Linked DNA regions of Homo sapiens: region 1 is linked to region 2. A link is a contact called in ENCODE Hi-C or POLR2A ChIA-PET data. All regions are on one chromosome and are shown on one strand. Each heading gives the region's core, a stretch centred on a gene start or an enhancer-like site at or near the end of the contact. The rest is flanking DNA. Distances are from core to core; before and after follow the strand shown. Region 1 has its middle 19 kb from the start of LINC01480. Region 2 holds the start of MED29 (mediator complex subunit 29).

Region 1 (4,632 bases), core at 2,117-4,616, 2.2 Mb before region 2:
CAATTCTTTGTGTTGGCTAAAATCTGATTATAAGAGATCTGGAAGGTTTTATTTTTCTTTTTCAAAGAGCTCTATGGTCAGAAGTCGGCTTCATGAAAAGCTAATATTTAATTATATGTACATACAGTCTTTCTGGATTTTCTCTTTTGCCTCCTGTTTTGAAAAATATTTGGATTTGAGTGAAACTCCGTTTTAGAAATTAATTGCTTGGTACAATATACCCATGTAACTACCCTGCACATGTACCCCCTGAATCTATAATAAGAGTTGAAATTTTGACAAAATAAAATTAGATTTTGAATTAAAACAAATAGGTGCTTGGTTCCTCTGCTCACTTCTTTTTAAAAGGAATTCCTCTCCCATGTACTTCTTCTTTTCCCTTCTTTACCTTCCTTTTGGCATCTTTGGTATCACATGAAGGGATCTAGAGGGAATTTTAAGTGACTCTGAAATTCCTTGAGAAATACACAAAAAGATCCCACTCACCCCTTTTGGGGGTCTCCTGTTCTCCTTGTGGAGTCCAGAGTCAGGGACAGGCTCCTCCAGGTCTGCAGCTCTGCTCTCTTTTATTTCATCTTGGCTGATTGCTTTGGTTTTGTGAGTACCAGGCATTACTTTGTACTGTGAGAGACACGTCCTTTGTGAGTGCAACGGCTGCTGGGTCACTGGTGAGGGCTGCAGTTTGGAGATGGCTGAGAGCCGTTGCAATAAATGGTTGTGATTGCAGGGGGCTCCTTGTTTCTTTGCAAGTTTAGATGAGAAAGGTGCAGTTTGGACACAGTTTAAAGGCTGTGAAAACACCACCAATGAATATGATTTCCTTTGGGGATGGTCTGATTAAAAGTGGGCTGATTGTTGCTGTGCTACTAGCCTTGAAGACATGTTTCTACAGCATTGTGCAGTGTGGAAAAATTGTGTGGCTTGGTCTTGTGGCATGTCCCTTCTTTTAGAGACCTCAGATTCAATGTGAAATTCGGGATTTTTGATTTTCAAAGATCTAGATGCCCTGCCTTCCAGATGTGCCTACTCTTCACATATTTTAAAATTAGATCCTATAAACTGCAAATACTTTGTTGGCTTCTGTGAGATCAGAGGTCCAGTTAGAAAAGGAAGACAGTTTGTTAAAATTAAAAACTATTTATCTAATCTAACTAGATTGGCCTCCAAATATGACTTTCTGACATTCAGCTGGTTACTCTGAAAAGATTTCTAAATCTCTTGAGGCTCATCTATATGTTTCCTTGCAAAGAAAAAAAAAAAAAAAAAAAAGCAAGCCCAAGCACTAGTAAGAAAAAGATTTGCAATGTTTCATGAAAGGAGTAGATGAGTGAAGCATTTATTTGTAGATACTGGGTTGGATACCTGTGCAAAGAAGAAGAGGTCAATAATAAAAATTGCCAGGGGATTTCTTGGAACTTAACAAGCTGAATTAAATATAGAAATGTCAGGAAATCAAGGCAGGAAATACTCACTTGTGGTTAGGCAGACAGGGCAGGGTTCTGAGCTTGAGATGGAGCAAACAGTTGTGGTGGGTGAAGTTCACATGCTTTAGAGCTCAGCTGTCCTAGTAAAGAAGCCTAAGAGTCTCTAAAGCTCTTATGAGAAGATGGATTTTTTTTGCCTAGATTAAAAGGTTAAAGAATTGCTTTAAGTTGGATAAAATAAAGCTAAATGTTTAAGCAAGTTGTGAAAGGTTTATGAAAAAATTAATTAAAATATTTTTGTGTGTAAACATATTGACTAAAGTTGAAGGGGTATAATTCAGCATTTCTGTAAATTGAGCATTGAAATAAAAACACAATGGGTTTCTCTTAGAGCACTAACCTGCTCTTTAACAAAAATTGTAAAGGGTTATAGAAAGTCTATAAAAATGTTACCTTATGGTCAAACATTAAAATTGGGTAAATATGTCTATCAGGTTTTATTAAGAATTAGGTTTAACATTAATAGTACACTAATGTAAAGGTGAAATTTGGCTTATTTGGTACAAAAATCATACAGGAAGCATTGTGAAATATAAAATGATTTTTAGCTTTCTTTGGGCTATATTTCTATAAATATGTTATTGATGAGGGTTCCAAAGTTATGGGAGACTCCTATAATTCTGCTATATCTCAGTGTACATTATCAGTCATAATTATAATTGTCATGTTAAATTATTGTGGGCCACAGAGGTAACAGATTTCCTTGTCAATTGTGTCTTTGACTATGACTACCCTAAAACGTTCAGTCACCCATATACACATGTTACCTTGTTTTGGCCCTCTTTAGAAGGTAATTTTATAATCAGCTATAAAGCCCTAACAGGTGCTCTTAAATGCAAATTTTGATAACTTTGGAGATTGTGACATCAGAAGAGAGGAAAAATGTTCGGGACACTTGGAGAGCTAAAATGTTCATTGATATCAAGCAGGACAGGAATTAACTGCATGAAGTGAACTAATAGGAGGCTGAAGTGATCTTTTTGACTTTTTGCTTAAAACGTTGCTGATCCTTTGTTTTGCTTTTCAGAGTCAAGGCAAATTTTCTTTTGAGCTATTGACAGCTTTTAACGATTAATCAAAATATACTCCTATGAACACCATTTGGAGCATTATTTGTTTCTCTCTACCCGATTTCCCCAGAATTTGGAAACTATTTGTGGGTATTCTTAATTTATGGCAATATAGTTATTTGCATAAGTGCAATAAGAATGTGTTTTCTTTGGTAACAGGACACAATTTGAAAAACTGGTTATTTTACCAAGGTTTTGACCAGAATGCTGTGCTTTCCTTTAAGGAATCAAACTTGACTTGTGGAGCTAATAAAGCCTTTGGAAAACTGACCTTATATCCTGTGAACACAGTCCCTGTACAGGGTTACTGATCTGTGGGAAGAAAAGAATGTCACATTCTGACAGGTCAGGAATCCCAAGTTATCTTGAAACTTCAAGAGGACAGGAATTCACCCAACCATATGTATTTGATGGTAGAAATCCATGGCAGGGGCTCAGCTTTAAAAAGTCTTATCTCAGATTCCTTCTATAAAACAAAGTCCCATTAAAACCAATTTTAAAAGCCTATGTGAAAAATAATTATTCTTGCTGCACCTCGTACAAATAAAGTGGCAAAGCATAATAAAGCAAATTGGTCCTGTCGTAATTTGTCTTTAGTAAAAACGGGAAACTGGGGTCGGGTGCAGTGGCTCACTCCTGTAATCCCAGCACTTTGGGAGGCTGAGGTGGGCAGATCATCTGAGGTCAGGAGTTCAAGACCAGCCTGGCCAACACGGTGAAACCCCATCTCTACAAAAATACAAAAATGAGCCGGGCATGATGGCGGGTGCCTGTAATCCCAGCTACTCAAGGGGCTGAGGCAGGGAAGCGGAGGTTACAGTGAGTCAAGATCGTGCCACTTCACGACAGCCTGGGTGACAGAGCAAGACTCCATCTCAACAACAACAACAAAAAAGGGTAACTGGAGAGAGGGAAGTTATGTTTCAAAAACTTTTGGAAACTATAGTACACCTGTTTTTAAATTCTAGTCTGGCATTCAGTTTTTATTATTTTCTACAGTTTGGGTTAAATTCGTATTTCTCTGGCTACAAGTCTCCTAAATAATCTTTTCATTTGTTTCCTTTTTCTTTCCCTTTTTCCCCATTTTTCTTAATTGGAAATCACTGAAACCTAAGCTGTGCTTTCTTAAAGCCCTGTGAACTGAAGACTAGACAACCGAAACTTCTGAAGGAAGTAGCAGCAACCTATTTATATGTGTTGCTGTTGCCTACTATTATGTTTTAGCAGGTGCTGCCTCTACACCCCCGAAACAGAGAGTGCTACTGGGAACAAATCGACTTTTTCCACTCCAGTGCTGCATTCGGTGCCCCATAACGATGACCCCCTCTCAGCAGGAAGTAGCCAGAAAGATTACAATGCTCCATCTCCCTATGATTCTTGTGATAAATAAATATACAAGCATGATAGAAATCATGCGCAAATTGACAGTGGGGATTGTGGCAGGCCAGATTTCACTAATGGAGGTCCCCATCACAACTACTTCAGTACTGACTGAGTGGTTAAGTTCAGTATCAAAAGCTGAAAGTGCCAGCGCCTTTCTACAAAGGCTAGAATGTAACAAAAGCCCACCAAGGGTTTTACCTAGGCCTTTCCTGGGCCTTACAGCATGACAAAACAAAGAAGGAATTCTTAACCAGACCTGTTTAGGATTAAACAAATTTAATTGGGGGTCTGAAGAAACTCGCCAGGCCTCCACAAACAAGTTCATTGGGGGTCTAAAGGAACCCCCCCCAAACCTCTGTGATTGAGCAGGAGACAAGGTCAGGGTAATAGCCCCAGCACCTGGACTCATTTAGATTTAAGTAAATGTACTGAGGCTCCAGAGAAAGGTCTCCAAGACTTAGACTAGAGTTACAGATTAAAAGAAGTTAATCACTTATATCTTTAGATAAATGCACACTGACACGTAGACATACATCTTAGAAAATATATAAGCTCTGGAAAACCTTGTAATTTACAGTTGGTCTGGAGATATTTTCTGGGCCTTCTCTCTGTAACCGGTTCCAGAAATAAAAAACTCTCTTCCTCCCCAGTTTATCTGCATCTCGTTATTGGGCCGTGAGAAATAGCAGCCAGAC
Region 2 (4,605 bases), core at 1,177-3,676:
GCAAGGGCAAGGATCAGAGCAACCCTGTGTCCTCAGTGTTGGTGGAAGCACAGGTCTGGCCCACAGGAGGTCCCCAGTTGAGTGTGAGTTGACTGACTGACTGTTTCTGAAGACCCCAGAGACTGGGACACGGCTGTTGTTACCCCGTGTCCAGAAGGCTTCTTACCAGGCACAGCTCCAGCTGGTCACAGAGTGCATAGAACTCTTCCAGGCACTTGTCAAAGCGCTGTATGGGTCCATCACTGCTCTTTCTACAGACAAGGAAAAAAGGATGTCTGAAGAATTGATTTCTAATCTTTGGGACACCAGTATCTACCCAACCAAGTGTCCATCAGGAAACCAGGTACAGGTCCAGGAGATCTGAAGTAGTGGTTGAAAACCGGAGGGGTTCAAAAAAAAAGAAAAGGAGGCTGGGCACGGTGGCTCACGCCTGTAATCCCAGCACTTTGGGAGTCCGAGGCGAGCAGATCACCTGAGGTCAGGAGTTCAAGACCAGCCTGGACAACATGGTGAAACCCCATCTCTACTAAAAATACAAAAATTAGCCAGATGTGCTGGCACGCGCCTGTAGTCCCAGCTACTTGGGAGGCCGAGGCAGGAGAATCATTTGAACCCGGGAGGCAGAGGTTGCAGTGAGCTGAGACTACACCACTGCACTCCAGCCTGGGCGACAGAGCAAGACTCTGTCTCAAAAAAAAAAAAAAAAAAAAAAAAAAAAAAAAGAAAAGAAAGAAAGAAAGAAAGAAAAGGAAAAGGCTGGGCATGATGGTTCATGCCTGTCATCCCAGCACTTTGGGAGGCCAAGGTGGAAGGACTGTTTGAACCCAGGAGTTTGAGACCAGCCTGGACAACGTGGCAAGACCCTGTCTCTACAAAACAACAACAAAAATAAAATAAAATAGGAGAAGTGATTCGTGAGGCTGAGGGGATGGCTAGAGGCCAGGAGTTTGAGACCAGCCTGGGAAACATAGCAAGACTCCGTCTCTATAAAAAAATCTTACAAATTAGCCAGGCATCTGTAGTCTGTAGCCATGTCTGTAGTCCTGGCTACTTGGGAGGCTGAGGCAAGAGGATCTCCTAACTCAGGTGTTCAAGGCTGCAATGAGCCAAGATCGTGCCACTGTAGTCCAGCCTGGGTGACAGAGGGAGACCCTGTCTCAAAAAAAAAAAAAAAAAAAAGTAAATATAGAAGGTGAGGTGGGCGGGGAGCAGGAGAAGGAAAGATGAATTTCAAAGACTGGGAAGGCAATAGAATATCCTGGTAAAGGGGGCTGCACTCACTGTCCATTGTCGATGTTAGTGTTCTGAATCAAGTTTTGGGCCGCAACCTTCATCAAGGTCTAGTCAAAACAAAAACAAAACACGTGGGAAATGGAAAAACAAAAGGGAATACCTCTGGCAGATCTACACTCTTTCTTGAGATCACTCAGTCTCAGGTTTTCTTTTCAACTGGCACCTTCCCTCCTGACTTTCCAAAGTAATATTCGTTTCCATTCCTATAGCTGTCACCACTCCATCCTCCCAGAGGCCCGCTCTCACCTGAGCTTCTCGCCAATAACCTAAGGGTCCTCCCTCACCTATCAATCAAGGGCAGAATCTCCGTATAAGCCAGTACTCTCCTCAGGCTTTAACGACCAGAGCCCAGTTTCTCCTTTAAACAACCCCTCACTCAAGCTCCGGCCAGTCCCAGCCTCAGCATCAGCGCTGATCCCATCTCTGCCGAGCTTCGCTTAGGTCTCGCAGAAAACAACAGTTTTATTTATTTATTTATTTATTTTTTTGACGGAGTCTCGCTCTGTTGCCCAGGCTGGAGTGCAATGGCACGATGTCGGCTCACTGCAACCTCCGCCTCCTGGGTTCAAGCGATTCTCCTGCCTCAGCTTCCCGAGTAGCTGTAATTACAGGCGCGCGCCACCATGCCCGGCTAATTTTTGTATTTTTAGTAGAGACGAGGTTTCACCAGGCTGGTCTTGAACTCCTGACCTCAAGTGATCCGCCCGCCTCGGCCTCCCAAAGTGCTGGGAACACAGGCGTGCACCAGCCAGGCCAAAACAGCAGGTTCTATTCCTCTTTCTGCTTAGCGCTCTCTCCGACTAACCTGGCCCTCGGCCTGCCCCTCTAGACTACCAAATCCAGTTTGCTTCTCGCTGCTTAAGGCCAATCACCTGTAGACTCTCCTTCAGCTGCGGGATGAGCATCTTATAACGCTGCACAGGATCGAAGTCCTGTTGCTGTTGCTGCAGGAGGCCGCTCTGGGCAGGGCCCACCAGTTGTGCTGGCGGTTGCGGCTGCTGCTGGGGACCCGGGCCGCCAGCCGAACTAGGACCCGATACACCAGCAGCTGAGGAAGCCGCTGAAGCTTGCTGCTGGGATGCAGCCATCTTCCTCGCGTAGACCGCCGGAAGTGCGTTACGACTGCGTCTCTCCCCGTTGCTTTTCAGCATCCCTATTTCTAGTCCCCGTTTGCTAGTTAGTCCCGCCCCCTAGGCAATTAAGCCAATGGAGGGGAAGGAGGTGCCCCAACGTTACGTCACTCTCAAATCTGCGTCCAGACTGAGATATCTCTCCACCAATCACAGAAGCACCTCTCTCCCTCGCTCCGCCCTTCACCCAGACGCTCGCCAATCCGTGTGTGGTTCCGAGCCGGACTTCATTTCCCCGAAGGCGTCGCGGCCTGAGGAGACCCGTTGGGTCCTCAGCGTCTTGGCGGCAGTTGGTGGAACCGGAGCTTCGAGTCCGTCCCCGGTGCTGCCTGCGCGTTCACCTGAGTCTCGCTGGAGCTCTTCTCGCCCGCCCACCTCATCTCAACCCACTTTCCGCGGGGAGCGGCGCCAAGCTGGGCCTTCCTCGGATCAGGCGTCCCCTGAAGTCGGCACGCCCCTCTGCGTCCCCCTTCGGTCCCGCTAGGACCCCGTCCGGGCTGCCGTCGCCTCGTCGCTATGGCGCCCACCATCCAGACCCAGGCCCAGCGGGAGGATGGCCACAGGTAGGCGCCACGCTTTTCTGTTGCAGCAAGGCGGGGGATCGGGAGAGGGTTTCTGCTGAACAACGTCACCAGCCCCCAGGTCTGCCCGTGACGTCATGAAGCGCTCACCTTTGACGAAGGGGGCGGGTTCCTTCTGAGATTCAGGTGTTCCCCTCCTCCCCGCCGTGCAGTTCAGGGATTAGGCTTTTGGAGACTCCCTCCAGAAGGGATCCCTCCAGTCAACCGTTTGGAGACCCCTCTTCCGAAGACGATTGAGTACATGGTTCTTTATTAAAGCACTTGAAGCCATCTCCTGCAAAAGGGATTGAGCACTTGGCCTTGTTCATTAAAGCTTTTGGGGGCATTTCTTCCTAAATAAATTGAACATTTGTCTCCTTCCATTAAAGCATTTGGACACTCCCCACACCACCACCCAAAGAAACCAGCATTTGTCACCCCTCCTACCTTTTGAAAGGTTGGGGAAGCCTTTTTCATTCTCCTGTCAATCCCGTCCTCTCCACCTATCACTGTTTCTTTCTTCTCCACTAGGCCCAATTCCCACCGGACTCTGCCTGAGAGGTGAGCCCCACTGTGCTTTCCCAGGAGCGGTGGGGCAGTGGGGCTGGGAGCAGAGGTGGGGCAGCGGGGGCCCACTTTTGAGCCACTAATGTTCCTAGGTCTGGAGTGGTCTGCCGAGTCAAGTACTGCAATAGCCTCCCTGATATCCCCTTCGACCCCAAGTTCATCACCTACCCCTTCGACCAGAACAGGTGAGACTAAGGAATGGGAAAACTACTCAGGTATGAGTTCCTTGAAGGCAGGGACTGCTTGTCTCGTTGGCTGCTGTCTGCTCAGGGCCTAGCACAGTACCTACCCTAGCACATAGTAGTAGCTGCTCAATTGTTAATGGAGCAAGCAGTGTCCAAGTCCCTTCCCACTGGGGAGCCAGCTTTCAGACTCTGCCATGGGGGACACTTCATTCTGAGTTCCTCCCCAGAGAAGCTCCGCCTCTGGGAAGCAGGGCTGTGAGGGGTGAAGCTGGAATCCAAACACCACAATAGGTGTTTCCCCACCCAGGTTCGTCCAGTACAAAGCCACTTCCTTGGAGAAACAGCACAAACATGACCTCCTGACTGAGCCAGACCTGGGGGTCACCATCGATCTCATCAATCCTGACACCTACCGCATCGACCCCAATGGTGTGTGGGGAGACAGGGAGGGTCTGCTCTAGGTCAGCAAAGGCTCAGGCCTGGGCCTCCCTCATGGTCCTCCTGCCCCCCGCTCTCCTCTAGTTCTTCTAGATCCAGCTGATGAGAAACTTTTGGAAGAGGAGATTCAGGCCCCCACCAGCTCCAAGAGGTGAGTGGGTAGCAAATGGGTACTGGAGACTGGCTCAGGTGGGCCCTACAAGCAGGAGGGCAGTGGGGTCCTGAGATACCTGATTTCCCACCCCAGATCCCAGCAGCACGCGAAGGTGGTGCCATGGATGCGAAAGACAGAGTACATCTCCACTGAGTTCAACCGTTATGGCATCTCCAATGAGAAGCCTGAGGTCAAGTAAGTTACTAACAGGAAGAGAGGGAAGGTGGAGATATTAGGTGTGTCCAGTGGCCCCTAAGGACCTTTTTCTTCATTCCTAG

Evidence for each region. Hi-C counts contacts between places; a loop is a spot of excess contacts on that map. ChIA-PET counts read pairs that join two places held with the same protein, here RNA polymerase II (POLR2A). Pooled maps may share reads with other maps.
Region 1: a loop to region 2 is called in a pooled map, with 6 times the contacts of the local background. The contact joins the enhancer-like site here to the promoter of MED29 in region 2. A Hi-C loop is called at or near these places in 1 of 168 maps with a recorded cell type or tissue (naive thymus-derived CD4-positive, alpha-beta T cell) and 8 of 50 pooled maps. POLR2A ChIA-PET finds 5 or more read pairs at or near these places in 1 of 52 experiments (activated naive CD4-positive, alpha-beta T cell).

The regions. Positions count from the first base shown.
Region 1 is chr19:41,551,940-41,556,571 of GRCh38, reverse strand. It overlaps a transcript of CEACAM21 not described here. Among named protein-coding and RNA genes, the nearest start is that of LINC01480, 19 kb to the right of the region's middle. Within about 2 kb of position 3,366, at least 5 of the 41 ENCODE cell types and tissues checked have a DNase peak (open chromatin) inside an H3K27ac peak, as active enhancers do.
Region 2 is chr19:39,389,199-39,393,803 of GRCh38, reverse strand. It overlaps MED29 (mediator complex subunit 29), which reads right to left and starts at 2,426. Exons shown (of 4, transcript NM_017592.4): 1 at 2,166-2,426; 2 at 1,282-1,340; 3 at 167-251. The coding sequence starts at 2,381. It overlaps PAF1 (PAF1 component of Paf1/RNA polymerase II complex), which reads left to right and starts at 2,698. Exons shown (of 14, transcript NM_019088.4): 1 at 2,698-2,986; 2 at 3,515-3,544; 3 at 3,643-3,735; 4 at 4,043-4,164; 5 at 4,258-4,324; 6 at 4,421-4,522. The coding sequence starts at 2,940. It also overlaps a transcript of SAMD4B not described here. RefSeq lists an enhancer at 2,082-2,371 and a silencer at 3,909-4,040.